Regions from separate parts of the Homo sapiens genome. Here all the other regions are linked to region 1. The links are chromatin loops, found by intact Hi-C in ENCODE. Cell type or tissue: Caco-2. All regions are shown on one strand. Links, peaks and the distances in the headings refer to the core of each region. The heading gives the core; the rest is flanking DNA.

Region 1 (5,943 bases), core at 369-5,368:
AAATTCAAAGTAAATATTTGCTCTTATTTGTTTTTGGTTTAAAAGAAATTATGGTACCTGGTGCAAAAGGTAGCATCGTGACTTTGAGCCTGTAGGCATTTATACCCCAGAGTATGGAACGAGCCTTTGTTTCTATTTCTCTCACGGGGCAGGGAAAAGACCGTGGTCACTTATCACATTCACACACTCTGCCTGTGGCCTTGCATCACAGATGTTTGTCCAGGCTACTTTGTATGGAGAAGTCAGGCTCACTGCTGGGATGGGATTTAGAATCTTGAATCCAATGCATCTTTGGTTAGAATCTCGAATCCAGTGCATGCTTTTTCTATTCATCTGATGGGGCTGCTGTAACAGAATACCCTAGACTGAGTGGCTTAAACAAGACATTTCATTTTCCCACAGTTCTGAAGGCTGGAAGTCCAAGATCAAGATGGCAGTAGGGTTGGTTTCTGGTGAGGCCTCTCTTTCTGGCTTGCAGTTGGCGGCCTTTTCATTGTGTCTTCATGTGGCCTCTTCTCTGTGTTTGGGCAGAGAAAGAGAGAGTGGGGAAAGGGACAGAGGGGAAGGAGGGAGGGAGAGAGGAAGAGAGAAGGAAGGAGGGATCTGGTGTCTCTGCCTCCTTATATAAGGCCACCAGACCTATGAGCTTAGGGTCCCACCCTTATGACCTTGTTTAACCTTAATTACCTCCCTATAGGTCCTGTCTCCAAATACAGTCACATTGGAGGTTAGGGCTTCAACATATGAATTATAGGGGTATGTGGTACACAGTTTAGTCCATAACACTTCCCATATGCCAGATATTACATTAGGCAAGAGGGTATAAAGATATGTATATATGTCAAGCATCAACTCTGGGCTCACAGAGGCACATATTTACGATACAGTGCAATAACGCCAATACCATGTCGGGTATGGGAGGGGCAGAAAAGATCCATTTAGTGTGAGCAGGTCAGGAAAGGGTTTCCAGAGAAGACTGATTCTCAGAGAGGAGAGGAGCTCTTGGGGATTGGTGAAGGTCTGCTAGGCAGAGGGGAAGCCCGTGGAAGAGCATGACAAGGCCATATATTCATTATTTCATCCAGTCTTCATCACAGAGCAGGGCCACTTAGCAAATACGGCACTCTGGCTGAGTGGAGCCTTGGATGTTTGCTGGGGAGCTTCGACTTGATCATGTAGCAGGAAGCAGGCATCCACTAAAGTGTTTCAAGCAGAGGAGGAAACTGAGCATCTTGCACCTGGAAAGTTCACTTGCACCCCAGAAAGTTGAGAGGAAAAGCATGTGTTAGACCAGAGGCTGGGGCCAGTTAGGAAACCCCTGCCACCATATTGTGACTGAGCCCAAAGGCAACAGTGGCGGTGCCAGCAGAGGGGGAGGGAGATAGCCAGGAATTGTGCACACTGCACAAACCTTGGAGTTGATGCCAATGTGGGGAGGGAGAGAGTTTAGGCTGGATCCTAGGTTTTGGTTTGGTGACTGGTGGAGCCATTGTTAAGAACAGAAACACAACTCAAGGACGAGAGAGAAGGAAGAATCATAGGAAACACCATGTATAAAGTTCATGGAATTCAGCTTCCTCAGCTGGGAAGGAGTTTCTTTAAGTTCTCTGGCAGGGATTCCACCCCTCAGTGGGTTCCAGGGACCCAGGGATGGCCAGACCCTTACTTGGCTGGCAGGCTGTGGCTTAGAGCATGGTGTGTGATAGGTATCTTTGGAATAAGTAATTTGTTTACCAAAATCCGTAACTGATGTGACTTTTCAGTATGACTATGACCCAAACTGTCTTAGTCAGAAAAATTTCCCCATAAATAAGCCCTTAGTCATCTGTTGCCAAGACAGTTAAAAAGCTTTTGATCTAAAATCCACGAACCTGTTGTCCTTTTTGCTACGCTGAAACCGATAACTGTTTCAGTCCCTGATTTTGTACCTGCTGTGATTCAAGTAGATTGTAATCTCAGAGCCTTAGGGTTGGCCAGAAAAGCACTTGTAAGAGAGCTGAAGAAAAGGAGATCAGAGAGCAAAGAGGCGGAATAAACCCTTTCTTTCTTGCATATTTAAATTTCCAATTACCCTTTGATGAAGGGAGGGGAGGAAAATGGGTGAATCTCCAGGTCACCGGGTTTTGGGTCCTGGCTTGACCGTAAATTTGTACAATTACAACAAATGTCTCCTTTTCCTCCCTGATTCTGTCTGCGTTTTCTTCCAAGAGGAACTGGCAGGATTTCTATGGGGACGGCCTCTTAGCATCGCAGACTTGCCGGGGAGACGGAGCCCGGACACCCAGGAGCGAGACGCTCTTGGGTACTTTGTGTGTGAGACAGAATAAGAGAGAGAGATGGGGGTGAGCACAGAGAGAGAAAGAGAATGAAAGAATGAGACAGAGGAGAGAGAAAGAATGAAAGAGAATGAGAATGAGGGAGAGAATGAGAGAAAGAGAGACAATGAGAGAGAAAGAGATTAAGGGAGAGAGAAAGAGATAAAAGAAGAGAGAATGTGTGTGTGAGAGAGACAGAGAGGTAGAGGGAGAGAGCGAGGGAACGAGGGAGTGAGAAAAAAGGAGAGTGAGCGCCCCGGAGCTTTGTGGCTGTGACCCACGCGGCCGCCTTCCCACTTTCCCGGTCATCCGGGGCCGCCGCGCTTTCCCTCCAGCCCTCGCTCCCACCGAGTCCCGGAGGCCGAGCGCTGCAGCCCCGGCTGGTGCCCCTCCCGGCGCGGATGCCCGGCCTTTCTGGATCTCCGCCCGACGCGCGCGAGCCGTGGAAGGAAGGCGGGGGCGGGGCTGCCAGGGCGGGGCGCGTTGGGGGCGTGGCCTTGCCGCCCCGCCCCTCCCCGCCCCGCCGCTTAATTCGGACGCGCGGGGCCGCGGGGAGCGAGAGCCGCCCTGCGCCGGACTGGCTTGCGGGCCGGGCCGCCGCCCCCGGAGCCGCCCTCGCGCCGCCTCGGGCCGCCGCCGAGCAGTCGGGCCGCTGGGCGCCGCCGCGGGCGCCGGGAGCGAGCTGGGAGGGAGCCGCGCGCCTTTGTGCGCGCGCCGAGGTAGGTTCGCCTCCCGCACTTACTTTCCACACAAAGACGAGGGGCGCGGGGAGGCGGGCGGCGGCCCTGCCCGACCCCGGCTCCGGGGACCCTCTCGGCGGGCGGGCGGCCGGGCGGGTGGGGGGTCCCCGTGCGCGGGAGGGCAGCGGGCGTACGGGGACCACGGGTCACCCCGCGCGGCGCCCGGGAGGTGCCGGGGCTCAGGGCGGGCACGCGGCGGGGCCGTGCGGGGGGCGCCGCGGAGGCGGGGGCCGCTGCGGGGAAGGGGCCCAGCGGCCGCCCGGCTCATTGTTGCCTTCTCGGCGCTGCCGCGGGGGAGCCCTACCCGGCGCGGTGTGCACTGCCTGGCCGTGTGCGCCGTATGCCCGCCCTCGGCGCCCCTCGCCCCGCGGCGCCCGGCGTGGACCGGGTCGCGCCCCGACGCCAGCCCCCGCCAGGCAGACAAAGCCGGGGCCGGGGAGGTTTGCCCCGCGCCGACGGTGGCCGTGACACTGACTCCAGTCTGCAAGTAACTTTTCCTCTTTTGCCTCTTCTCTTTCTCCCCTGTTCCAGTGAACCCAGCATATGGGGTGGTGTAACACACACAAGGAGTCCTAATTCAATTTGGGTTCCGTAATTTCCCCCAGGCATCTTTAGGTCCCTTGGAGGTGGCACTGATGGGTATGGCCAAGTGTTAGTGTTATGTAGGGGATGGTGTCCACCACTTGTGAAATCTGCAAGAGGAATTAGGTTGAGAGGGTAAACTGTAGATTTCATTCTCTGCTGCAAGGTACCAAGCCTGCTTCCTTCCTCCCTCCCAAAGATTTTAGGCAATGACAGCGGAGCAAAGTTACTTGATAGGATGGGTGCGATTTTGAGGGGTCAAAGAAAAACGGAATGAGGGCTGTTGGACTTCACATTCTTAAACTTGCGATTTCTTGCTATCAAGTACATCGGTTTTCTCCTCCAGCCACGTTTTCCTAACATCACTTTGGAAATTCTATCTATCCAAGTGGCTTTAAGTTGAAATAGTGTCTGGGCTACCTGTCCAGAGAAGATTTCTTAGCGCTGCTGGTTTCCGGTTTAAAACTTTTCATGAGAAAATTTTATATATTAATTAAAAAATTGAAAATATATAGAAAAAAACCACTCATATGCTCACCACCCAAACACACCCTAAGGATGAAGGCATCTTTGCTTAATTTATGACTTGGCAGCCATAGTGTGTTTGTGTGTGTGTGTGTGTGTGTGTGTGTGTGTGGGAAAGAGGGTGGGGTGGTAAATGAGAGCATTACTGACCAGCCACATCAGCCTAAAATATATTTAATCATGATAATTCTACAATATTGGTATGCCACTTACATCCAAGATTAATACGGACAAGTTGTTTTGAAATATATTTTCTTATAGGTTTGCATATAACCACCTGTACAGAAGGGAGAAGAAAGAAACAGGAAAAACAATGTAAATTTCCACTTTATTTGGAAGAATGGGCTGACAAAAAAGTTTCATGGACTATATTTTTGAATTCAGGAGTCATTTGGGATTGACTTTTGTCTTTAAATGAAATCTTTAAGCTTTAAAAATATTTTAAAGGTAACATTGTGTTCTGAGATTCATAAGAAATATGTGATGGAAAGGAATTCTTGTTTGTGGAACAAGGAATAGCAGTGATTGTACAACCGGGTGCATGCTGGCTTCTTAAAGACCTTGCACTGAGAAAGTAAAATAAGGGTTTTCCTGAGAATCGTGAGTTGTGTTGAGTGTGTATGTTCTTTTAAAATAAAATCGTTCTTTAGCCACAGATTTGGCCACTGGACGCTTTTGTCATTACATACTTTTATTTTCCTCTTGTAACATTTTTGGACTTTTGAATTCTCTAATATGCAAAATAGAGGTCTTTGAGACAACCGTTTAGAAGTAGGTTGATCATTAGGATGATGCAATACATTTTGAAGTTAGAAGAATCTACAAGAAGGAAGTTGTGGCTGTGTCCACTCAGGTGCATTTTTGTTGCAGTTCCTGACACTCGGGGCGCTTTAATCTGCACACACGCTCAGGGGAGTGTTGCGGTGCAGTAGTAGCCTGTGAGTGAATGAGTCATGCATGCAGTCTGCTCTGATGATCGGCATTCCTTCAGGAGTCGTGATGTGTTTCTGTCTGCAAAAGTCAAACGAAGCTCCAATAGGAAATGTCACAATCTCCTACCCCAGGGGACTGGAGATCCCCTTCCTTGGGTGGTTAAAAATGGACTTGATTTGCGCTTCTGAGAAACTGACATGTGAAATCTTGTTCCTGATGTGGGAGGATGGACGCCGTCATTCATTCATTCATTCATCGAATCTTTCCTTTGACTGTTAATTGTTTAAAATCTCACAAGTAAAGGTGGAAAAGAGTTTTACTGATTTTCTTTGGGAATGGTGGAGGGGTAGAAGACTTCTCTCCTGATGGAAAGAGGAAAGATGAGGAATATGGCTTAATGTTATTCCTAACTTACCTTCTGCCCCTTCCCTCCAGAATTCTGTGTGCAAGTGTTTTAAGGAAATGAGTTGGGAGTTTGGGTAAGTGAGATCTAGATTTTGGGCATTTGTAGAAGTCCCCGGCTATCTGGGGGAGTTGTCACTCTTCTTTCAGCCTAGAGAAGGTGACTATGGGTGCTAGTGTGCTGTGGGGCACACTCGGGGGTGGGAAAGCTGCTGTGGAGTGGGATGTCCTCTGTGTGCATCATGGGGTCGAGTGTGGCCTTGGGATGACCTCATGAGACCTTGCTGCATTTCCTTGTATAGTTCCCTTGTCTAATCATGGCCTATTTTTGCTTTTCCTTCTTGAAACAAACCATTTTTCTCCCCTTTTCCTTTCTAGTTCAAGAAGGGCTGGGCCTGACCCATCTGAAGTTTCCCTCACCCTAAGTACTTAGGAAACGTGCTGAA
Region 2 (5,943 bases), core at 399-5,398, 110 kb after region 1:
ATTTTGCACGGGATGGCTTTGGCTCTAGGACATTGTCACCCCTCTCTCCCTGGGACAGAACAATGAGGCAAGACAGACTGGGAGGCCCCAGGGAAGTGAGGTGGAGGAACAGGAACCCCAGGCAGCAAGGGTGATGAGAGTCAAGAGGAGACCCACCTTTTCCCATTGTCTCACCTCCCTAGGACATGCTCACTTTATTTTGTGTCAACTGACACACATCGAGTACCTGCCTTGTGCTAGTCGGCATGAGAATAAAAAGTGAGTAGGGCAGAGTCTCCATCCATGGGCTGATTCTTGGGAGGCCCCAAGGTAAGCAAGTGTTCCCAGCATGCCAGGATCCTCCTTGTATAGTGACCTTGACCAAAGTGGGTACAAAATGTGCTGTTGGGGCCACGAAAGAGCAATTTACATTTTCCTAAGAGTTCCAGGGAAGGTCAGATCCAGTTGTCACAAGCAAGTACCGCGGTCTTGTCTATGTCACCATATGGACATACTTAGAGGCTCCACACACACACATTGCTTTTTACAAGAGCAAAATGCAGAGAACGAAGGCAATAGCCAACTCTCAGTTATCGGTGGCTTCTTTTCTCCAACTGTTGGACTAATTCTCACTACTGACAGCAAGAAGCCAGGGGGCATCTGGGGCTAGTCTCCTTCAATAGAATGGCTGTGTGTGTGGGAGCAGGGGTGGGGGGGGTGTCGGGGAGGGGGCTGCTTTCCATAACCAAGGTCAGATGGAATTCACATTGGATGTTGGCTTGGATTTTGGGGGAAAAATTGAGTGGGCAATAGAATAAGGAGCACAGGCTCTGGAATCAGAGAACTTGGATTTGAATCATAGTCCCATCGCTTTCTAGCTTTGTGATTCTGGGAAAATAAATGCTTTGGCCCCAGTTTTCTCATCTGTAAAATGGGCGTAACTGACCAGGCATGGTTGCTCACATCTGTAATCCCAGTACTTTGGGAGGCCGAGGCAGGTGGATCACTTGAGGTCAGGAGTTCGAAGCCAGCCTGGCCAACAGGGCGAAACCCCGTCTCTACTAAAAATACAACAAGTAGCCAGGCATAATGTTACGCGCCTGTAATCCCAGCTATTCAGGAGGCTGAGACACAAGAATCACTTGAACCCAGGGGGCAGAGGTTGTAGTGAGCCGAGATTGCACCATTTAACTCCAGCCTGGACAACAGGGCAAGACTCCATCTCAAAAAATAAAAAGTAAAATAAAATGGGCATAATGATTTTGTTTGCCTCATTGAGCCGTTGTAAGAGTTAAAGGAGTAGGGTAGGTATAGTGGCTTATGCCTGCAATCTCAGCACTTTGGGAGGCCGAGATGAGAGGATCACTTGAGGCCAGGAGTTCCAGACCAGCCTGGGCAACATAGTGAGACCCTGTCTCTACAAAAAATAAAAAAAATTTAGCCAGATGTGGTGGCACCGGCCTGTAGTCCCAGCCACTTGAGAGGATGAGGTGGGAGGATTGCTTGAGTCCAGGAAGTTGAGGCTGCAGTGAGCCACGATTGCACCACTGCACTCCAGCCTGGGTGTCAGAGGGAGATGTCCTGTTGAAAAAAAAAAGTGTTAGAGGAGATTCATGTAAAGTGCTTAGTAAACATTAGTGATGATGATGATTGCTGTTCTTTTGTTTATATTTGTTATCTACACTTATTTATGAAGTTCAGGAAGTCCAGGCTCAGTCACAGGCTCTGGGGTGGGGCAGAGTGGCTGCAGTGTTGCTCACACACCCAACGTGCAGGGCCAGGGCCATCCTAGATACAACCCCTCACCACGTGGTATGATTTGAAGCCATAACGTCCAGCTGCCCTCAAATGCCTCTTCTAAAATCCTACCGTGTTAACCTTTTTTTTTTTTTGAGACGGAGTTTCACTCTTGTTGCCCAGGCTGGAGTGCAATGGCACGATCTCAGCTCACTGCAACCTCTGCCTCCCAGGTTCAAGCGATTCTCCTGCCTCAGCCTCCCAAGTAGCTGGGATTACAGGCATGTGCCACCATGCCACCATGCCTGGCTAATTTTTGTATTTTTAGTAGATACGGGGTTTCACCTTATTGGCCAGGCTGGTCTCAAACTTCTGACCTCAGGTGATCCACCCCCCTGGGCCTCCCAAAGTGCTGGGATTACAGGCATAAGCCACTGCGCCCAGCCCTGCATTAACCTTTAAAGTCCCAACCACTGTGTAGCGGTAAAATTTCAACATGCTGTTGTCTGGGGAAAGACAACGCATTTACCCTTTTCTACCTGGCAGAGATACCTTAATACATCCTCAAGCATTGGGTACAGCTGGGACAACCCCTTTTGGCTTGGCAACGGAGAAGTGGGACCAGGCGGTGGGGAAGCCAGTCAGGAGCCATGAGGAGCCTGGGACAGGAGGATGGTCAGTGACAGACAGTGTGGGGGTGAAGCATGTGGGGTTGGAGGCTGGGACATAAGGCCTGGCGCATAGTAGGCCCTCAATAAATATTTGCCATTAAATGACAGGGCCTGGAAAGAGGGAGCTGGGCACTGGCAGGCGTCGCTTGTCATCAGTGTGTCCAGGGCTGGCCCAGCCCAGCCAAAGTCAAGGTGCCTTCCCGGCGAGGAAGGCAGATGGTAGGTTTTCTCGGCCCGTTCTAAGGCCCGGAGGAAGCCTTTGTCCCTGCAGCAAGAACGCCTAATTCAGCCGTTTCTAGGAATCAAGGCTTCTCCTAAGTGTCTTCTTTTATGACTGGGCAAGATAGTCAATTGCTGGCCTCCAGAGAGGAAGGAAAACCTTTCCATGCCTGCTCTTGGCAATAGCAAGGTTGGTGACGTTAGGCTTCGGCAACTCGGGACTTAATCCTTTCTGCTAAGTATCTGCAATACTGAGAGGTTGGGAAGCTTACATGAAATAATAAAACCCAGCCCTAGCCGAGGGCCAGGGCTATACAGACCCTACCAAGGGATGCGGCCGCTACTTTCACCGTCCTTAAAATGATGCGCGTTGCTGCCATCTAGTGTGCACCAGCAGAACGTCTTAGTTTTTAAAATTAGAATCGCAATTCATAGGCTGGGCACAGTGGCTCATGCCTGTAATCCCAGCACTTTGGGAGGCTAAGGCGGGAGGGTTGCTTGAGGCCAGAAGTTCGAGACCAGCCTGGAGAACATAGCAAGACCCCCCCCACTCCCTTCCCATCTCTACAAAAAATTTAAAAAGTTAGCTAAGCGTGTTGGCTCACACCTATAATTCAAGCACTTTGGGAGGCTGAGGTGGGAGGATGGCTTGAGCCCAGGAATTTGAGACCAGTCTGGGCAACATAGTGAGACTCCATTCCATCGCTATAAAAACAATAATTATAATTTGTTTATTAATTTATTGAGTTCTAATATTCTGTTCTTGGTCTGAGGTGAACTAGTTCAAATCATGAGCAGTAAGCATTATGATTACACCTCTCAGTTTGATATGATAGGTTCAGGCACAAAGAGTAAAAAGTCCCCTTTTCTAGGCCCAGTGCTGCCTCTTACTGTGAGGGCAGTGAGGAAGTCATGGAGACTCCTGGTGTGGTTTTCCTCATCTGTAAAACCTACTCGCCGTCCCGCTCCTGCCCACGGTCAAGTATTGCGAGAATTGCAGTTTCACACATTCATTCATCCAGCACATGGGTACCAGGCGCAGGAGCCCTGGGAGTGTAAGGAAGCCAGGGCTCCTGCCATGGGGGAGATGACATTCTATGGGGAAAATAGAAATCACACACTCACACACACCCGTGCACTTGCATGAACACACACACACAATGGACAAAGCATGAAGCCATTTCTCACAGTGACTAATAGAAGTCCCACCTCCTCCATTCCTTGCTTCCAATCGCTCTCCTTTCATAATAGGCCAGTTCTTTCCTAAAACACAAATCTGAGCCTCTTACCAACTTGCAGAGAAACTTTCTTCCTTGTCAATACCATAAGGTTCAATTGCTCTGTCATGGAAGCTACGGTACCAATCACGCCAGCCAGCTTCCTCAAGCTACTTATGGTTTTCTGATACAACAACAGGTAACATTTACCATGTGCCAAGTATTTTGCTCAGTGCTTTATAGATCAATTTGCATATTCATCTTAAGAGTGATGTTGTGTTATTACCCCTCCCCCATTTATCTACAGGGAAACTGAGGCAGAGAGAAGTAAAGGAATATGTCTAAGGTCACACAACTAGTACATAGCAGCCCGGAATTTGGAGCTTGCAGTGAGCCGGGATCGCGCCACTGCACTCCAGCCTGGGCGACAGAGCGAGACTCCGTCTCAAAAAAAAAAAAAAAAAAAAAAATAGCAGCCTGGAACTGAAACCCAGGTCTCTGACTATGGAGCCCGCGCCTTTACCCACTCGGCCACACTGCCATGCTGCTTCCTCCCGGGCAATGCAGCACCTTCCCTCCCTTCGCATCTGGTGGGTCGGCCTTTTCATGGCCTCCTGGTGAAATCTCACCAATTGCAGATGAGCTGACTCAAGCATCCTGCCCGTGAGACTGCTCCTGACACCCACGTGGTGCAACTGCTTTCCCACTGCCAGTGCTGGAAGCCTCATTCGAAAGTGTCATGCCTGTCAGGCACGATAGAGGTTGTATACATGTTTGTCTCCCTGCACACATGGCAAGGGCCTTGGTAAACAGCTGCAGCCGTCTCAACTAAATAAAGGTTTGCTGAATTGTAGTAAATGAAACAGCACAGGAGAAACTGCTCTGTAAACTATAAAACATCAGAGAAACATGAGCCAGCAGATCCTTTGAAAAGTTCTTCATAAAATGTAAACAGATTTAGAGTATGAAGTATTCATTTATGCACAAGCGTTTTCTTCTTTGTGATTTTAGGCCACTTTCTCTGCTAACTAATAATTGCTTCTGCCTTTTCTTTTTAATATAATTTAATTTTAAATTCAATTTAATTTTAAATTCTGGGATACATGTGGAGGATGTGTAGCTACATAGGTAAACACATGCCACGATGGTTTGCTGCACCTATCAATCCATCACCTAGGTATTAAGCCCAGCATGCATTAGCTATTTTTCTGAATGCTCTCCCCTCCCCAGCCTCCCCCGACAGGCCCCAGTGTGTGTTGTTCCTCTCACTGTCCATGTGTTCTCATTGTTCAGTGCCCACTTAAAAGTGAGAACAAGCGGTGTTTGGTTTTCTGTTCCTGCGTTAGTTTGCTGAGGATAATGGCTTCCAGCTTCATCCATGTCCCTGCAAAAGACATGATCTCATTCCTTTCTATGGCTGCATAGTATTCCATGGTGTATATGTACTGCATTTTCTTTATCCAGTCTATCATGGATGGGAATTTGGGTTGATTTCATGTCTTTGCTACTGTGAATAGTGCTGCAATGAACATACGTGTGCATGTGTCTTTATAATAGAATGATTTATATTCCTTTGGGTATATACCCAGTAATGGGACTGCTGGGTCAAATGAGATTTCTGGTTCTAAATCTTTGAGGACTCGTCATAGTGTCTTCCACAGTGGTTGAACTTGCCTTTTCAACCAAGGGTCACTATATGGGGAAATGTTCCTGTTATTGACTTAGAGATTTGAAACTGTAAACTATCACTATGCACACTTTGCACAAAAGCAAGCATTTCCCTCCTTAAAGATCTTTAAAAAGCAACAGTGAAGTGACTCCTATTGGGGGCAAATCTCTCCGGGTAATGGAAGCTGACCTAGCAGTCAAACCCTTGATTCTGGCTGGGGCTCTGTCCCTCACTGGCTGTTCCCTATTGACCTTCTCAATGGTACAACAAAAGCCACCAAATGATTTCTGAGGTCCCTTCCAATCCTAGGATTCTCAGATTCGCATCTTGGCTCTGCAGTCTCATTCCTTGGAGCCACTTAATTGATTTTGGAAATCAGTTTCCATGCTTATAAATTGGACCTGGACCAATCCAGCAGAAAACTGTGAATGCTACAGAGAAATATTAATGT
Region 3 (5,943 bases), core at 285-5,284, 68 kb after region 1:
TCAGCCTCACTTTCTTCTGACAGATACCAGCTGGGTCTTGGGTACCCAACTTTGGCACAAGCCTCTCTGAGATCCTGCTCCAGTCATTTTCTTTCTTCCACAGCACTTTCTCCCTTCCCTGTCCACACTGGAAAAATGAGCAGAGGCCAAGATTGGGTTCATCATTATTCTTTGTTTAAACTAGTGTACTTGCGGTATACGGTCATTCACTTTCATGTTGATGGAACATTAAGTAATGGAGAGTTAGAGTAATGAATTAGTTTGTTGGGACTGTTTGCCTACTTTGTTGAGCATCTGCCACGTGGGCAAGTACTGTGGATGGTAGATGTTTTCCATGAGTTTTCAAGAATGCTGAGACCAACTCTGCATATGCAAGTGTACTAGCTCTGATTTCCAGTTGAGGAATCAAGACTCAGGTTAAATAATTTTATAAAATCAATAATTGATGAGTGACCTAACCAGGGATTCTAATTCAAGATGGGTGGTCTTCAAGCCTGATGCTTTTTTCCATTATGCTGTATAACTTCCCATGGACTATGGATGAAATGACAGAATTGTCATTATGCAGCAGCAACCAAGTGACTTGTGGATAGTAATTTTAATAGCTGTTGAACGTGTACTCTTACACATGCAGAGGAGGGCATGCACCAAAAAAGTGTACTGATTGAGGGTGAATGTTTAGAGGAAACACACCTGTGTCACCAGAATCTGTATTATCCAGAAACAATCTTTTCCAGACCCTGGAAGCCCCATTGGTACTGCCGTCTATTCACTCCCGAAATAAGCATTATCCTGACACCTAACATCAAAGGTTGGTTTTGCCTGATTTTGAACATTATGTACATGGACGCATGCAGTATATACTCTTCTGCATCTTGCTTTGTTTGCTTAACGTTGTATTTGTGAGATTCAGCTGTGCTTTGCTTGCAGAATTGCCAGTTCATTCTCATTGCTGCATAGTATTCCACTATGTCAGCACACCGCTGTTTACTTACCCATCCTACTGTTAGTGGACATTTGAGTTGCCTCCAGTTTGGGACTATTATGAATGGCCTGCCATTAACATTCTTATAAAAATCATTTATATTGATATATTTTAATGAAATATGTCTTTCCTGCCTCCCATCTCACTTTAATGTCATCCTTTGCAAGATGTTTTCTGTTTGGGATCGTAAAGCTGTGATGTTAGAAAGGTTCTAAAGTCCTGTTGAGAGACAGGAAATCATTCTGTTAAAGTCAAATCTGGTTCGTCCATCCATCATCCCAGCCCATGGAGTGCCTAAGAGCTTCCTTTTGGAATTACACAGACTCAAGGTCAAATCTTGGTCCTGCTCTTAAGCAGCTTGGTAACCTTGGGCAGCAGTGACAGCATTATTGTTACTAATTTATTCTTATTCGTTGCCAGTGACAGCGCTAATAGCAGGTGATGTCTATTGAAGGCTTACTGTGTTGTAGGCATTGCGTTTGGTGCATTTCATTTTTTTTTTTTTTTTTTTTGAGACAGAGTCTCACTCTGTCGCCAGGCTGGAGTGCAGTGGCGCAATCTCAGCCCACTGCAGTCTCCGCCTCCTGGGTTCAAGCTATTCTCCTGCCTCAGCCTCCCGAGTAGCTGGTATTACAGGTGCATGCCACCACACCCAACTTTTTGTATTTTTAGTAGAGACAGGGTTTCACCGTGTTGGCCAGGATGGTCTCGATCTCTGGACCTCATGATCCGCCCGCCTCGGCCTCCCAAAGTGCTGGGATTACAGGTATGAGCCACCGCAGCCCAGCAGTTGCATTTCTTATTTACTCTTCATAGCAACCCTGTGAGATCTGTCAGTCCTTTTTCATTGTTGCCTTGTTAAACTGGCGAAGGCCCTTACCCAAGATCACACTTAGAGCAAGTGAGGAAGCTGGAATGCAGATGCGGGTTGCCCCACCCAAACCCATGCTCTTGAAGCTGTCAGCCTCATTTGGAGACTGGGAAGTCATGACCCCTGCCTCATGGGCCGTATGAGGACCAAGTGACAGGGGAAGCTTACATATACCCCCAGGTGACATGGACACCAGCTCCAAGATGGATTCCTTTCCCTGCATCTCTCAGAATGGCCAGCTGCTTTTGGGGTGTGCTTTGACTACAGTGCAGGAAGGCGGAGTGGGCATGGCTGCTCCACTCTGGCTGTCCTAAGGAAAGCGGACCTGCCATTCCAGGTCTGGACACCTCATTAGTTGAGGAGGTGTCGCCACCTATTGGTCGTTCCCACCTCACTCGGGCCAGCTTCTGGTTGCTGTAGTGTAGGCAGATGTCTGTCGGATGTTTCTTGCCCTCCTTAGTTGTCACTCCCTCCTCCTCTGCCATTTTCTAAATATAAAATATGTGCCTTATTTGTAAAAATACATTTTCGGGGGATGAAAAAACTGATGAGAAAATGAGTTTGATACTTTCCCAAGAGCATCACTGTTTGGCATTTGTACAACAACATATTGGCAGCAAATTTATTGAGTTCGTCATTGTTTTAAATGACCATCCTGGGAAGCCACAGAGGACTGTCCCGTAGCCATAGTGGAGCTTGGCAGAGTATGAAACAATAACGTCTCTGCACTTACGCTGATGACTCTGGTGGGACGTCGTTTCTAAGCCTTGGTGCACCAGGTTGGTGGCCACAGAAATCCCCTGGGCACTTGTCTGTTGCCTGGTCTAAGATGGAAATTTTTAGGTTTGCCTTAGGGCCAGGCAAGTCAGGAGTTTGTGATGAAACCAACTGCACTTTGGGAAAAATTCTTACCGGAACTCAGGCTCCTGCCTGTCTGGGAACTGTGGGTGCTGAGAGAGAGGCTTTGGATCTAAGAGGTGTCTTTCCCTTTTCAGGCTGACCCGGCCTGGAGTTTGCCGCCTCCACCTTACGTAACTTGGGTTTCTCAGGGTATTGCCAGAGGGTTGGCAGAATCTTAGAGACAGCTTAGGAAACAGATTCTCCAAAAGTATCTTGGAATTACTTTTAACTTTCCAGACGTTTTAGCAGTTCAAAAGGTTGTTTCACTTTGGTTGGTGGTAGCGCACCTGTAAACTGTACACGTTGCCACGTGCCAAGAGATTGTTTTAGAAAGGATTCAAGTATTAGTGCTTCTAGATAGAATTAGGTCTTATATATTTAGGTAAACATGAAAACTAGCATAATCTGTAAATTCTGATTTTTAAATCTTAGAGGATTAGGTTTTGAATTCATCTCTTTGATGTAGAAATATGCAGACATGGAACCAGAGCAGTCTGCTGGGGCAAGCCAGCTACGGTCTGGGTTTGTTTTATCAGCCCAGTTGTGAAAGTTTTCCGAGGGAATGGTAATTCACCTCTGGAAAGCAGTCAACAGAAGTACCTGGGATAGCCAGAGAGCTGGGCCCGGAGTGAACTTTGGAAAGGGAAAAACATGAAAAGCAAGGACTCAAAATCCATCTGTAAGCATGGGATTTCCCAGTGCTCTGGGATAGTAGAGTCAAATAATGACTTCCGTGTGTTGCTCAGTGGAAATTAAAGGTAGAATTCTCATCAGGCAGCATTTTTCAGTGCATAGTGTGTCTGTCTGAAATACAATTCTGTTATTACTCAACAGCTTGAAAATCTTTCAGTGAGTCCCCTCCATTCAGAACAGCACGAGAGGCCCTTGTCATCAGGCCTGTCTGTTTCCTGCCCCACTCTGAACGACTGGAGCCATTCAGAACTTCATGCAGCACCTTGGCAGTGTGATAGACAGACCTTTTTAGACTTTCCAGAAGCTTCTTATGTTAGTTGCATGAATAGGTCCAAGAACCATTGAACGTTGTCAGTGAGAAAGTCTGTGGGTCATTCAACTGAAGTTACAGTTTTGAAGAAATCAAAGCCCAGAGAAGTAGAGTTTCCTATACAGAGTTTTCCAGGCCTCTAAATAAAGTATGTAATGTTGCTGGTTGCATAGTTGGGCTTATAATAGCTTCTATTGAGTTCTCATGTTTGTGCCAGGGATTAGAGAGAGTCTTTGCATATACATTTTACTCAGTTTTTACAGCATTCATTTTACACATAGGAGAGCTGGGGGTCAGGGAAGTTAGGATTTGTCCAGGATCTCAAACCAGTTTTATTTCTCCTTCACTGAGCTGGTCCTGGTTTTCCTTAATTGACTTAATACATTAAAAAAAGTTACTTTGAGTAAGTTACTTGACCAGTGAAGTGACTGTGACAAGATTATCTTTGTGTTTATTTCTAGAAATGATGTTTCATGTCAGTAATAATATTTGCTTGCAAAGTACTTGTACCTCTAGACATTTCTACCCCATCTTTACTCTCAGGCTCCTGGATTCCTTGTTGCTCAGAGAGGAAATGTACCTGGCCGCTCAACCCCACTTTCTGCACTACACCTTATGGCGGTGGAATCCAAATGGCTCAGGGACACCCTCTGTCGTTAGCCCATGCCTTTGTTACTTCATTTAAGTAATGCTTTCTGAACAGGTCCAAGGGGTCAAAAGAATAGGAACATAAACCAGACATGTTCTTTGCAGTGAAGAGAGGATAAGATTTATATCCACATTGCTATAATACAAGGCGGTGGTTGACGAATTACTAGGAAAAAAGAACAAAGAACATCCCATAGAATTTGGGAAGGCGTCAGGGCAGATGCGGCATTTATTTGGATCTGCTGGATGCGTGAGTTTGGCTTTGTGGAGATCCGGGGCTGCGGTGGGAAAAGCCTCAGCACGCCTTCGGAGGGTGCAGTGCTGCTGTAAGCATGCTGGTGGAGGGAAGGCGGGGTGTGAGGATGTGGGGAGCAAGAACATTTGTTTCAGCTTGATCGGAAGATAGGATTTGTGAGACGCAAGAGTTGCCTTATACCAGAGTTGTATTTTCCAGCGTTGGTAGCAGTGAGCAGGATGGCTGGCAGAGGGAAGAGAGCTGTGAAGAAGGTCATAGTGATGGTTATTGCCATGTGTTAGTCACAGCTCCAGGGCGGGGTGTCACTGAGAAGCAGCTGGAACCCAGATCCCACATGGTTCTCCCGCCACCACCACTGCCCTGAGTACAAAGACTCAAGGAGGGGGTTGCTCCGGCCCGTTCACCCCCTTGTTACTAAATGACCATTTCCCAGACCCCAGTGTGGCCTTTGCATGAGGAGCTGCAGGGACCATGCCACCTGTTCTGAGGACAGGCTTAAGGTCTCCATGCTTAACTCAGACTGAGAGGCTCCTGTGCACCCCCTTTTCCAGCTCCAGTTGTGAAGAAGGACAAACCAGTGAAAAAGAAGGAAGATGTTTGCCCCTGTGTTGACAGCATATACATATACTTCACCACACTGTCCCACGGAAAAACATCCTCCTGGGCTGAAATCCTAAATGCACTACACGCACTTCTGTGCAGCCACAAGTGTCTGAAAAGTCAACCGCAGCCCCCCCCTCCTGCACCGGCTCGCAGTGCCCGTGTCTCTCTAATAGGAGACAGGCTTGGGTGCCCCTCACCCCACTGGTCCTATGTGAGAAGAAAGATTTCCAAGCAACTAAATCTAAAGAGAAGTCAGAAAAACATCCCAAGCTAGGGCCTGTTTCCTAGATTCAGAACTAAAGTCATTTCATTCTGTGCACTGGAAGCTCAACCTCCCTCCTGGCAACAAGGCCCAAGTCATGTTTGCACCTCAACACTGACGTCCAGGAAAGGCTGAGTGGGCATCTTATGCTGTCTCTAGTTGAGGGGGAAGTGGGAGTGCGGGACAGAGGATGAGGGGACGGAAAGCGGAGGGCAGGCAAAGCCTGAGACTGCAGAGGGCCAGTCAGTCAGGTAAACGAGAGCGAGTCAGTCAGGTAAAGGAGAGCGAGTCACCCAGGCTTGAGCGCTGGCTGCACTTGCCCTCTCAATGTCACCTCTTTCATGTCGATCAGACGTCTCAGACTCGACACGTCCTAGATCCACTTGCTCTTTCAGCCTCCCGTCATGGCAACTTG
Region 4 (5,943 bases), core at 620-5,619, 99 kb before region 1:
AGGCAGATATCCCAACACTTTGGGAGGCTAAGGTGGGAGGATCCCTTGAGGCCAGGAGTTCAAGACCAGCCTGGGCAACATAGTGGGACCTTATCTCTACAAAAAAATTTAAAATTAGCCAGGCATGGTGGTGTGTTCTGGTAGTGCCAGCTACTTGGGGGGCTGAGGCAAGAGGGATACTTTAGCTGTCTTAAAAAAAAAACAATTTGGAGTTTGAGGCTGCAATGAGTTATGATTGCACCACGGTACTCCCACCTGGGTGACAGAGTGAGACCCTGTCTCTTAAAATAAAATAGAACAAGGTGGTATATATCAAAAGGTTAAGCATAGGACACAAAGACAGTTTGTGCACAGCCTCCATGAGCTGCTGAAACTGGCTTAAGGTCTGCAGTTGCTTATCAGGAAAGAATGTTTATCAGGCCAATCCTCTGTTCAACAGAGTTGTAGTGGTCTGGGTTGTAAATCAGAATTAGGAAGGGTATGTTAATTTGCCTGATAGCTCCTATTGTATAGGAGTTTAGCAAGAGTGCGGTTTTTCTTGTAAGCCATAGGAATTTAGAAATTTGCCCTGCCGGTTGGGTCCTGAAACCTTGATCTGTAGGTAACTTCTGTTGCCTTAACGTTAGAGTTTCTCTTAGTTGACAAAAGGGCATCTGTTTTGGCCTCTCAGATCACAAGTGGCATCAAATACGTTTACATTGTTGTGCAGTCATCACCACCCTCCATCTCCAGAACTCTTTCGTCTTGCAAAAAACTGAATCTCTGTACCCACTAAACAACTTCCCCTTTTCTTCTCCACCTAGCCCTTGGCAACCATCATTCTGCTTGTTCTCTCTATGCATTTGACTACTCTAGGGACCTTGTAGGAGTGGAACCATATATAGTATTTGTCTTTCTGTGGCTAGCTTATTTCTTTGATTATAATGTCTTCAAGATCCAGTTATGTTGTGGTGTGTGTCAGAATTCCCTTCCTTTTTCAAGCTGAATCACATTCCATTGTATGGCTAGACCACACTTTGTTTATCCATTTTTCTATCAGGGAAAATTTGGGTTGTTCACACCTTTGGCTATTGTAGACAATGCTGCTAGGAGCATGGGTGTGCAAATATCCATTCTAGACTCTGCTTTTAATTCTTTTGGGTCAATATGCAGAAGTCTAATTGCTGGCTCATAGGGTAGTTGTATGTGTAATTATTTTTTAGGAATGAGTACTGTTTTCTATAGCACCTGCACCATTACAGTTCCCCCAGCAGTGTACAAGGGTTCCAGTTTCTCTACATTCTCATCACTGCTTATTATTTTCTTTTTTTTAAATAGTGGTCATTCTAATGGGTGTGAAAGTCGTATCTCATTGTGGTTTTGATTTACATTTCCCTAATGATTAGTGATGTGGTGCAGCAATCCATGAGCTTATTGGCATTTGTGTATCTTCTTTGGAGAAATGTTTATTCAAGTCCTTTGTCTATTTTTTTTTTTTTTTTTTTTGTGACAGGGTCTCACTCCATTGCTCAGTCTGGAGTACAGTGGCGCCATCTTGGCTCGCGGCAAGCTCTGCCTCCCGGGTTCAAGTGATTCTCCTGCCTTAGCTTCCCAAGTAACTGGGATTACAGTTGCCCACCACCATGCTTAGTTAATTTTTGTATTTTTAGTAGAGATGGGGTTTCATCATGTTGGCCAGGCTGGTCTCAAACTTCTGATCTCAAATAATCTACCCGCCTTGGCCTCCCAAAATGCTGGGATTACAGGCATGAGCCACCACACCTGGCCCTTTTGCCTATTTTGAATTAGATTGTTTGTTTTGTTCTTATCGAGTTGTAGGCATTCTTTATATATTCTGTATATTAATCCCATATCAGATCCATTATTTACAAATATTTTTGCTCATTGTATGTGTTATACTATTTTGATTTCACCTTAGATTCAGTTAAATATGCAGTTTAATTTTTAACCATCTTGAACTTTGAAGGCTGCCCAGTCTTGGCTGGGCGTCCCCTCTGTATAATTTGTAGATTTTGTCAGAGACCTGTCTCTGGGTAGACCCACCTTTTTGAAGATAGGCTACAACCACACAATATTTTTGGGGTAAACAGTTGGAAACTGTTTGTTATTGGATTCTTCTGTGACACTTAGCATTTTGTTGGCTATTAGTTAAAACCTGATCCTGTGTGTTTGGATGACTCATTTATTGTATTTATTTGATACATACTAACACACACACACACACACACACACACACACAGAGCAATTTACCTAAACCTTTACAATTAGCCTCTTTGATAATTTACAAATTTAGGAGAAAATAAAGTGATCGGATTTCTCCTAAGCCTTAAAATCTCTAAGGGCATTTAACATTCTTCAGTGATGTACAGGTAGACCACCTGGATGTACTGTCAGAGCATAGAAGGTGGCTCCTACCATCTGTAGAATGGGAACCATGATTGCTGTTTCTCTCAAAAGGTTTGTGCAAAACCCACAAGGTTCACTTAATACCCACTGGGAGGAGAACCCAGTTTTCTGTCCAAACATTTTAGCATTTTTCTCTTTCTTTTCCTCTCCCCCTTTAAAAATGTTTGCTCTTAAATCATCACGCCTGGTTCTCTACTCAAGCCCTTCAGTCGCTGCAGAACCTGGGGAGAAACAGAAATTGCAGTTTATTATGATCAGCTGCTCATAAATGGCAACCTTAAAAAAATCGAGACAGCATTTATCAAGTCCTGATGTAAGTGTGAAAACTGGAAGCTTTTCCTGACTGATTGCTAAAGCAGAATTGGATACCACATTTTGTTATAATTCAAAGAAGACTTAAAATGAGTCAGTGTCATTCTTGAAAGATTTGTTTTTATTTTGTGTGTTTTTCAAACTTAAGAAGACCTGGGCTGGGCGCAGTGGCTCACGCCTGTAATCCTAGCACTTTGGGAGGCCGAGGCAGGTGTATCACTTGAGGCCAGGAGTTCGAGACCAGCCTGGCCAACATGGTGAAACCCTGTCTCTACTAAAGATACAAAAATTAGCAGGGGTGATGACGCACGCCTGTAGTCCCAGCTACTTGGGAGGCTGAGGCACCAGAATTGCTTGAACCCAGAGGCGGAGGTTGCAGTGAGCCGGGATCACAAGATCATGCCACTGCCCTCCAGCCTGGGGGACAGAGAGAGACTCTGTCTCAGAAAAAAAAAAAAAAAAAGAAGAAGAAGGAAAAGGAAACAAACTTAGGAAGACTTTGTAGGAGCAAAGGGAAATCTTGTGAAATCTTTCCCTTTGCCCTTGGAGGGTTCATTGAAAAATCAACTGACAAAGGCTGATGATTAGGAGAAAAGGCAAATTCATTAGCACGCACATGGGGAGAGCCACAGTGATGATCCCATATCCCATTGGGGCCCAACCTTTGTGGCCTTACCTCAGAGGGGAGGGAGAGATGGGGAATATAGGTACTTTGGTTGAGGGGCAATACCTGATTACCTGGGAGAATGAATGGGTGGGGGAATAGAGATTAACTTGTAAATAGTTCTTTTTGGAAACTGAATGAGCCTGAGAGATAAACATGATTTTGTAATAGGGTCGATCAGGTCCGGTGACATTCTTGGTCTTTTTTACTGCAATAGATAATGAGACAACAGGGAGAGGAAGGAAAAACAATTCTTGGTGGGTCTGTCTGGTCTTTCTGTAGGTAGGGGAGAAGCCTCTTCCAGTGTCTGTTGATCTTTGAGGGCAAAATACTCATTTTAAAAGGAAGCCATGTTTTGGGGTGGACTTCGCTGTACTCCTTCAACCCAAAACTTATTCTGCTATGGGAGAGCTTATCTTCCTGTTGCAAAGCACCAAATGCATGGCTGTCTACTAAATTTTTAAAATAATACACTTTGGCCAGGTGCAGCAGCTCATGCCTGTAATCCCAACACTTTGGGAGGCCAAAGTGGGTGGATCACCTGAGGTCAGGAGTTTGAGAACAGCCTGGCCAACATGGTGAAACCCCATCTCTACTAAAAAATACAAAAAAAGTATTTGGGTGTTGTGGTGTGTGCCTGTAATCTCAGCTACTCAGGGGGCTGAGGCGGGAGAATCGCTTGAACTCAGGAGGTGGAGTGAGCCAAGATCGTGCCATTGCATTTCAGCCTGAGAATAAAGTGAGACTGTGTCTCAAAAAAAATAAAATAAACATAAAATAAATAATGATACATGAATATTGAATCAAAAACTTTATGAAAAGGAGCAACAACATTCCAGCAAAAGGTTAATTTAACTTCATTTGTCTTAGGAAAAATGCTGAGCCTAAGATGGAGTCCTAGGATATCCATGTACATATATTCCAAATACATAAAATATTGTGGATGAGCATAAACAAGCTATGTGCGTGTCTTTGTTCCTTAAGAATATTGCATGAAATGCACTCGTTTGTGGAACAAATTAATTGTTGTCATTTTTGCATTTACTTATCAGTATATTCCCTGCTCTTCATCTGAAAAGAAGAAATACAGGAATTTTTATTTCTGCAATATGTTTTTTGGGTGGGCAGCTATTGCTGCAGCAGGAATCCTGAACCTCTGAAAGTTTGTTTTCGAAGACTGCTTTTGTTGCAAAAATTGTCTTATTAGATTTTCTTGGCCAAGGAGTAAATTTCAGTGTACTGAACTATTCCTGAATCTCTCCAGCCCTGCTCCAGGTTCCAGGGACTCCCCTGCTCTTTTCACACGCCAGCAGAGGGATGAGTTTTACAAAACGCCATTGTTTCCAAAGGTTACAGGTTTGATATCATACAATGCCTCTGTCCGCCATGCTTTTTGTTGGAAAAAAAAAAAACAACTCTTTGCCTAGGGCCGGTCATTGCATTCTTTCTGGTTTCCTGATGCGTAACACAAGATGATGTTGGGAGATGACTTTGGCATTCCTTTTAGTTCCCTTTCGATGATTCTGTGAGAGATAGGTCTATATTCTTGGAGCTGTGAGGACTATTTAAAATGAAGGTTTTTGGCCAGGCATGGTGGCTCATGCCTATGATCCCAGCACTTTGGGAGGCCGAGGTGGGAGGATCACCTGAGGTCAGGAGTTCAAGACCAGCTTGGCCAACATGGTAAAACCCCATCTCTACTAAAAATACAAAAATTAGCCAGGGGTGGTGGGGCATGCCTGGGATCCCAGCTTCTCAGGAGGCTGAGGCTAGAGAATCGCTTGAACCTGGGAGGTGGAGGTTGCAGTGAGCCGAGATCACACCACTGCACTCCAGCCTGGACGACAGAGTGAGAGTCTGTCTCAAAAAATAAATAAATAAAATTAAAAATAAGAAATAAATAATAAAATGAAGAGTTTCTGCCTGGCATTAAGCTTTTAAAAAATAAATTTATTCCAGGGAATTAAATGAGATTAACCTTGTCCCTGTCAATGTCAGAGAACATAAGGTGAAATTAGGACATTAAAAAATGTCTTAATAGAAGTGGCTTAAAATCAGAGGCATTCAATGCTTCCATAAAAAAGCAGTGGTGGAGAGAGTGTTTTCCAAGGAAAATATGACTAGGTTTCACTTCTGGTCCTTGTCCTGGCACCAAGAGAAAGCTCTTGCTGGATTACAGCACCCCAGGGGCCACATGTGGGGTGAGGTGTGATGTGTGTGTGTGCCCCAGGTTATAAGTGAGCATAGCTCTACTTTTGCACTCACCCTAGTGCGTTTTTTTTTTTTTTTTTTTTTTTTTGCCTCTTGCCATCAGCATCCAAGTGACCAGCTGGGCCTGTAGTTGATCCAGAGCTGGTGTGATTTCAAGTAGCTTCAGCTGTCAGAGTTGCCAGCAGAAAATGGTTATTTAGTCTGTTTCAACATCTGGGGGAAAAAAGCATCATTGTTGTTTATGTCAGAAAATGGATGTAGAGGGAGTTGCAGCAGATTCCACATCATGGATCAAGCTCAGGATGAAGGCAGGGGCACAGGCTGGGCTTTCAGACTCCCACCCCACCCCT
Region 5 (5,943 bases), core at 540-5,539, 67 kb before region 1:
CTTTTCTAGAGATACTTGGAACGCAAATAACTCAACAGCAAACAAACAAAACAAAAAGCAAAAGCAAAAAACAAATAATCTGATTAAAAAATAGGCAAAAGATTGGAATAGGCATTTCTCAAAAGAAGACATACAAATAGCCAAGTATATTAAAAAAATGCTCCACATCACTAATCATCAGGAAAATGCAAATCAAAACCAAAATGAGATATCATCTCACCCCAGTTCAAATGGCGATTATCAAGAAGACAAAAAAATAACAAACGCCGAAAAGGATACGGAGAAAGGGGAACTCCTACAGTACAGCCGTTATGAAAAACAGTATGAAGTTTTCTCCAAAAACTAAAAATAGAACGACCATATGATCCAGCAATCCCACTGCTGGGTATGCATCCAAAGGGAAGGAGATCAGCATGTCAAAGAGATATCTACACTCTCGTGTTTATTGCAGCACTATTCACAATAGCAAAGATACGGAATCAACCTGAGTGTCTATCAACAGATGAAGGGATAAAGAAAATGTGGCACTTATACAATAGAATACTATTCAGACATTTAAAAAAAGAATAAAATCCTTCATTCGCAGCAACATAGATGAGCCTGGAGGACATTATATTAAGTGAAATAAGCCAGACACAGAAAGACAGATACCACATGTTCTGACTCATATGTGAGAGCTGAAAAAGTTGGTATCATGGAAGTGGAGAGGAGAACAGTGGTTACCAGAGGCTGGGAAGGTTAGGGGGAAGGAAAAATAGGGAGAGGTTGGTTAATGAGTACAAAATTACAGCCAGATAGAAGGAATAGTTTCTAGTGTTCTATAGCACTGCAGGGTGACTCTAGTTAACAATAATTTATTGTATATTTTCAAATAGCTAGAAGAACAGATATTGAATGTTCCTAACACAAAGAAATGATGGATGTTTGAGGTGACGGACAGGCTAATTACCCTGCTTTGCTCATTTCACATGTATACATGTATTGAAATATCACATGTACACATAAATATCTATGATTATTATGTGTCCATTTAAAAGAATGGAACCAAGCCTCTTTAATTATTGGTCAGGAATTCTATTTCTGTCTCCAACAAACTACCTTTTTGCTTCTAAACTTGCTGCCCTAGAGTGAAATGTTAACTCCCAATGTTGCCAACTATGAGGCCAAAGGAAAATGACTTGATGTACATTGGTGAATGTATTTGGTTCGTGTTTTTAAGTTTTTTTATTCCTTCCTTCTTTCTTTATTTCTACTAATGTTCAATCAGGTGAACCTTAGGAAAAGAAGCTAATTTGTACCAAAATCTTACCTTGAACTCCCTAAGTATAAACTTAGTGTGGTTTCACATGCCCTTTCAATGAGGCATCTTGGGATTAGTCCTCAAGGAAAATACAGTCATGAGCCATATAATAATGTTTCAGTCAGCAACAGACCCCATATAGAATGGAGGTCCCATCAGGTTATAAACTATCTTTTTACTGTACCTTTTCTATGTTTAGAAACACAAACAAACACATATTCATGTTGTAAAGTGACAACACACGACTGTAAATGAAAAGTCCATTTGTTTGACAAATTTTAATAGTACATTCTTGGTACATCATCGTGGTCACATTTGATTTAATAAGCATTGTAAAACTCATGATGGGGCCGGGCACAGTGGCTCACGCCTGTAATCCCAGCAGTTTGGGAGGCCGAGGCGGGCAGATCAACTGAGGTTAGGAGTTTGAGACCAGCTTGACCAACATGGTGAAATCCCGTCTCCACTAAAATACAAAAATTAGCTGGGCATGGTGGCAGGTGCCTGTAATCCCAGCTGCTCGGGAGGCTGAGGCAGGAGAATCGCTTGAACCTGGAAGGTGGAGGCTGCAGTGAGCCGAGATCACGCCACTGCTGGGCAACAGAGCAAGACTTTGCCTCAAAAAAAAAAATAAATAAATAAAAAATAAAAAGAAAGAAAAAAACTCATGATGGCAGGGGAGGTACAGAACCAATGTACAGAACCAATGCATGCCTGACTCCTGATTTCCCAGAGCTGGAGTTCTTACACTGGTGTATCAGTTAGGACTCATTCTTTTAGAAGTGACAGAAAACCTGATAGGAATCAGTTTGATTTAAAAAGAAATAGAGGGTTTTTTTTTTGTTTTTTTGTTTTTTTTTTTTAAATAAAAGGGAGTGTATTAGCTGCCTTATGCGGAAAAGTCCAGGGTTAATCTTGCTTCAGGCGTGGCTGAATTTGGGGCTTAGTTGATATCAACAGAAGAAAGCATTGGAGCATCTCTTGGCTCTGCCTTCCTTTGTGTGGGCTTCAGTTTCAGCCGCACGTGATAACAAGGTGGTGCCTACAGTAGCAGCTGCAACCCCTGTCTCTGGTTTCAGGGCCAGTGGATAATAAGAACAGGAGTCATTTTCCCAGAAGTCCAGAGAAAAATCTCATTAGGTCTCACTAACCCTGAGTGTGTCACATTCAGACAGCGAGATGGGAGGGGGTCCCCAGAAAACCTCCAACCAGCCTGCCCACTTGGGGTGGAGCCTCGGGAAGCTCGTGCCATTTGCATCAGGGAGGAGCCTGGCCCCTCCTCTTCCTGTGTGTAACCTGGGATTCCAACAGGAAGGGTTGTAGCAGGGACTCTGACCTAGTAAGAGTCCCTGTTTCCCCCTTTTCTTCCTTTTCACCCAATAAAACCCTGTTTTACTCACCATTCAAATTGTTGGCGAGCCTTTTCAAATTGTCTGCAAGCCTTAATTTTCGTGGCCATGGGACAAAGAACTCTGTCTTTAGCTGAACTAAGGAACAGTCCTGGAACAACATAGCCGCTCTACCAATCAGAGGGAAATGCAGCAGACTGATGGGCGTGGGCCTGGGTCATATGTTGCACCCCTGGAGTGGGATGGTGGGGAAGGAGTCGGTTTCACGGAGCACAGAAAACCACAGTTCTTTAAGAGTGGGATGAGATGGGATGAGATGGCTTTAAAGAGGAAATCAGGACACACTTACTAGATAGTGAGTCAGTGAGTACTAGGCAGCAAAATCAACAGATGTCTACTACAGTTGGACTGTTGTCATTTTATTCTAGCTTTGCTGGGAAAAAGCCACTACGAACGCATTCAGCAAATTGCAGACTTGCGCTGAAGAGAAGAGACACAAGAATTGAAGGAGCTCAGCTTCTTTTCTCTAAATAGAACATAGTTTATACTAGTGAGGACAGATGCTTGTTTATTCTGTGCTGAAAGCTCTCCAACCAAGAGCATTTCCAACATCCTTCCCTCTGCAGATTGTTGCGGGACTTTGCAACTCTTACTAGTCAAAGGGAAACCTTAGGGAGGGGCTATTTAAGATGGAGTAATAAATATGTTTGGAGAAGAGCTAAAGGGCTATGTTATTTCACAGTTCTGGAATTCAGAGCAATAAAAAAGTAAACAGTCTTACTGGCTCAAAGGGGAGAGTCTTTTCATCTTGAAAATGACTTTATTTGGATTATTTTGGCCTCTCAAGAGACTTCCCCTGTGGCTGTATTATAAAATAATTCCTCATGTTTTCATTATATACTGTTCTGTCAGGCCTTGTGAAACAAGAAATGACTTACTGCATTTATTTGCTGTGTGATGGGGCTTTTCTGTTATTTACACATTCTTTGGTATACTATTAATTCATACCCACTTCAAATATGTAATTTTGGAGGCAATTTTCATTAAAATTTCTTACAACACATACATTTGAGATAATTGAACTGAGGCCTTATTTACCCAAATTGCTTATGCCAATACTATTCTATGGGTTTTAAAAGTAGGACACATTTTTAGAAATGGTCTCTGATGATGAATATTTGGAGATGATTTTTGATCTCTGGAAAAACATTTGTTCCCAACACAGGTGAAATCAATTCACTTCTAAGTTGATAATTATGGCAATTTAATGAAACCAGTTTTTATGAATTAAGAAAGACATTTCTTTTTAAAAACATGTTTATTGATACATAATATTTACATATTCATGGGGTACTTGTGATTTTTTTTACATGCATAGAATGTGTGATGATCAAGTCAAGGCATTTAGGATATCCATTATGCAAGTATTTATGATTTCTATGTATTGGGAACATTTCAAGTTCTCTCTTCTAGCTACTTTGAAATATGCAATACATTGTTGTTAACTGTAGTCACCTTGCTCTGCTATGAACATTAGAATGTATTGCTTCTATCTAGCTGTATGTTTGTAACCATTAACCAACCTCTCTTCATTCCCCACACCGCACCCTTTCCTGACTCTGGTAACTATCATTCTACTTTCTGTTTCCATGAGACCAATGTTTTTAGTTCCCACATATGAGTAAGAACATGCAACAAGAATAAGAACATATGAGAAAGGCAAACAGATATTTATCTTTCCATGCCTAGCTTATTTCATTTAATAACTTCCAGTTTCATCCATGTTGCTGCAAATGACAGAGTTTCATTCTTTTTTTTATGGCCAAATAGTATTCCATTGTGTATATTTACCACATTTTCTTTATTTATCCGTTTATCTGGCGATGGATGTTCAAGTTGATAGTTGATTCCATATCTTTGTGAATAGTGCTCAAATAAATATGGGCGTGCAGATATCCCTTTGATATACTGATTTCCTTCGAAAAGGACATTTCTTTCTTCCTTTTTTTTTTTTTTTTTGACAGAGTCTCGCTCTGTGGCCCAGGCTGGAGTACAGTGGTGCAATCTCAGCTCACGGCAACCTCCACCTCCCAGGCTCAAGTGATTCTCCTGCCGCAGCCTCCCGAGTAGCTGGATTTACAGGCAGGCAAAACCACACCCAGCTAATTTTTTTGTATTTTTTGTAGAGATGGGGTTTCACCATATGGCCCAGGCTGGTGTTGAACTCCTGGGCTCAGGCAATCCACCCGCCTCGGCCTCCCAAAGTGCTAGGATTACAGGTGTCAGCCACCACAACTGGCCTGGACCTTTCTTTATCTTACTACCTGAGCTCTAGAGTCTGGTGGGTTCTAATCCAGGTGAGATATTACCAAGAACTGGCAAACTCAGGGCAAATTTGAGACAGTATTCCTATAATGAATAATACCAGTTTTTGAATTCAATTTTTTCACTCTGGTTATAGAATAGCCCCAGTTTTTATTTATGGAACCCTACACCCATATACTTTATTATGGTCTAGCATATCTTCTATTGGGCTAAATTCTTAGAAAGAACAAAGTAAGCACAGTAGCCTTCCTGCCAGGCTAGGAAGGAAGCTGAGTAGGTAACTTCCTGCAGTATAATTCAAGGGATGTTAGAAGGTATCCTGCCTAAAGGTTAAGATCCCACAGAAATAGCCCGTAGCAGACACTCATCAAATATTTGTTTAATGAAGGGAAAAACAAATAAATTAATTGGCGTAAAGTCATCTTGCAGGCAAAATTAGAAAAGGATCATTTAGATATTCCTCTTAATTTATCTCCCTCATTTCTAATGGGGTCTACTTTTATCAGTGTCACGGCAGTGACAACCATTGTCATTAAAGAATATCATACCAGGACTCAGACAAGAATGTGTACACCTACCTTCTTAGAGATAAAAATATAACTGTGAATAATGATGGAACTTTCGAAAGTACATGAAATCAGTTCCTTGAGTGATGAAAAACAAAACATAATTCTCCTTGTTCAACCATGCTGGTGGCATTTCTATTTTATGAAAAACCTGGCCTGGTGTGGTGGCTCACTCCTGGAACCCCAGCACTTTGGGAGGCCAAGGCAGGCAGATCATGAGGTCAGGAGATCGAGACCATGCTGGCCAACATGGTGAAACCCCGTCTCTACTAAAAATACAAAAAAAATCAGCCAGGCCTGGTGGTGCATGCCTGTAATCCTAGCTACTTAGGAGGCTGAGGCAGAAGAATCACTTGAACCAGGGAGTTGGAGGTTGCAGTAAGCCGAGATTGTGCCACTGCAC

The links. A loop is a pair of places that touch in the nucleus more often than their neighbours do. Peaks named below come from ENCODE experiments on the same cell type or tissue, not always from the same donor. Only the 100,000 strongest peaks of a DNase experiment are listed, where the experiment ranks them.
Region 2: a loop joins it to region 1, with 2.3 times the contacts of the local background. A loop is called at or near these places in 10 of 110 quality-filtered maps.
Region 3: a loop joins it to region 1, with 5 times the contacts of the local background. A loop is called at or near these places in 10 of 110 quality-filtered maps.
Region 4: it touches region 1 in a loop (4-fold over the local background); 3 of 110 quality-filtered maps call a loop at or near these places.
Region 5: a loop joins it to region 1, with 2.8 times the contacts of the local background. A loop is called at or near these places in 7 of 110 quality-filtered maps.

What each region holds. Positions count from the first base shown.
Region 1 is chr10:14,601,331-14,607,273 of GRCh38, reverse strand. The region is part of intron 2 of FAM107B (family with sequence similarity 107 member B); the gene reads left to right. Among named protein-coding and RNA genes, the nearest start is that of MIR1265, 170 kb to the right of the region's middle. RefSeq lists silencers at 2,516-3,015, 3,246-3,465 and an enhancer at 5,135-5,304. In Caco-2, for the core only: no CTCF peak of the experiment used is centred there; DNase peaks (open chromatin) are centred at 2,783 and 5,083; H3K4me3 peaks cover 3,353 bases.
Region 2 is chr10:14,496,148-14,502,090 of GRCh38, reverse strand. No RefSeq gene overlaps it. Among named protein-coding and RNA genes, the nearest start is that of MIR1265, 63 kb to the right of the region's middle. In Caco-2, for the core only: a CTCF peak has its summit at 2,971 (motif pointing left); DNase peaks (open chromatin) are centred at 1,730 and 2,960.
Region 3 is chr10:14,533,388-14,539,330 of GRCh38, reverse strand. All of the region lies in intron 2 of FAM107B (family with sequence similarity 107 member B), which reads left to right. LOC124902381 (a long non-coding RNA gene) reads right to left here. Exons shown (of 3, transcript XR_007062063.1): 2 at 5,863-5,943; 3 at 1,484-4,903. Among named protein-coding and RNA genes, the nearest start is that of MIR1265, 100 kb to the right of the region's middle. RefSeq lists an enhancer at 2,068-2,137. In Caco-2, for the core only: a CTCF peak has its summit at 2,241 (motif pointing left); a DNase peak (open chromatin) is centred at 2,200.
Region 4 is chr10:14,700,566-14,706,508 of GRCh38, reverse strand. All of the region lies in intron 1 of FAM107B (family with sequence similarity 107 member B), which reads left to right. Among named protein-coding and RNA genes, the nearest start is that of FAM107B, 71 kb to the left of the region's middle. In Caco-2, for the core only: no CTCF peak of the experiment used is centred there; a DNase peak (open chromatin) is centred at 3,378.
Region 5 is chr10:14,668,093-14,674,035 of GRCh38, reverse strand. All of the region lies in intron 1 of FAM107B (family with sequence similarity 107 member B), which reads left to right. Among named protein-coding and RNA genes, the nearest start is that of FAM107B, 100 kb to the left of the region's middle. In Caco-2, for the core only: no CTCF peak of the experiment used is centred there; DNase peaks (open chromatin) are centred at 2,555 and 3,277.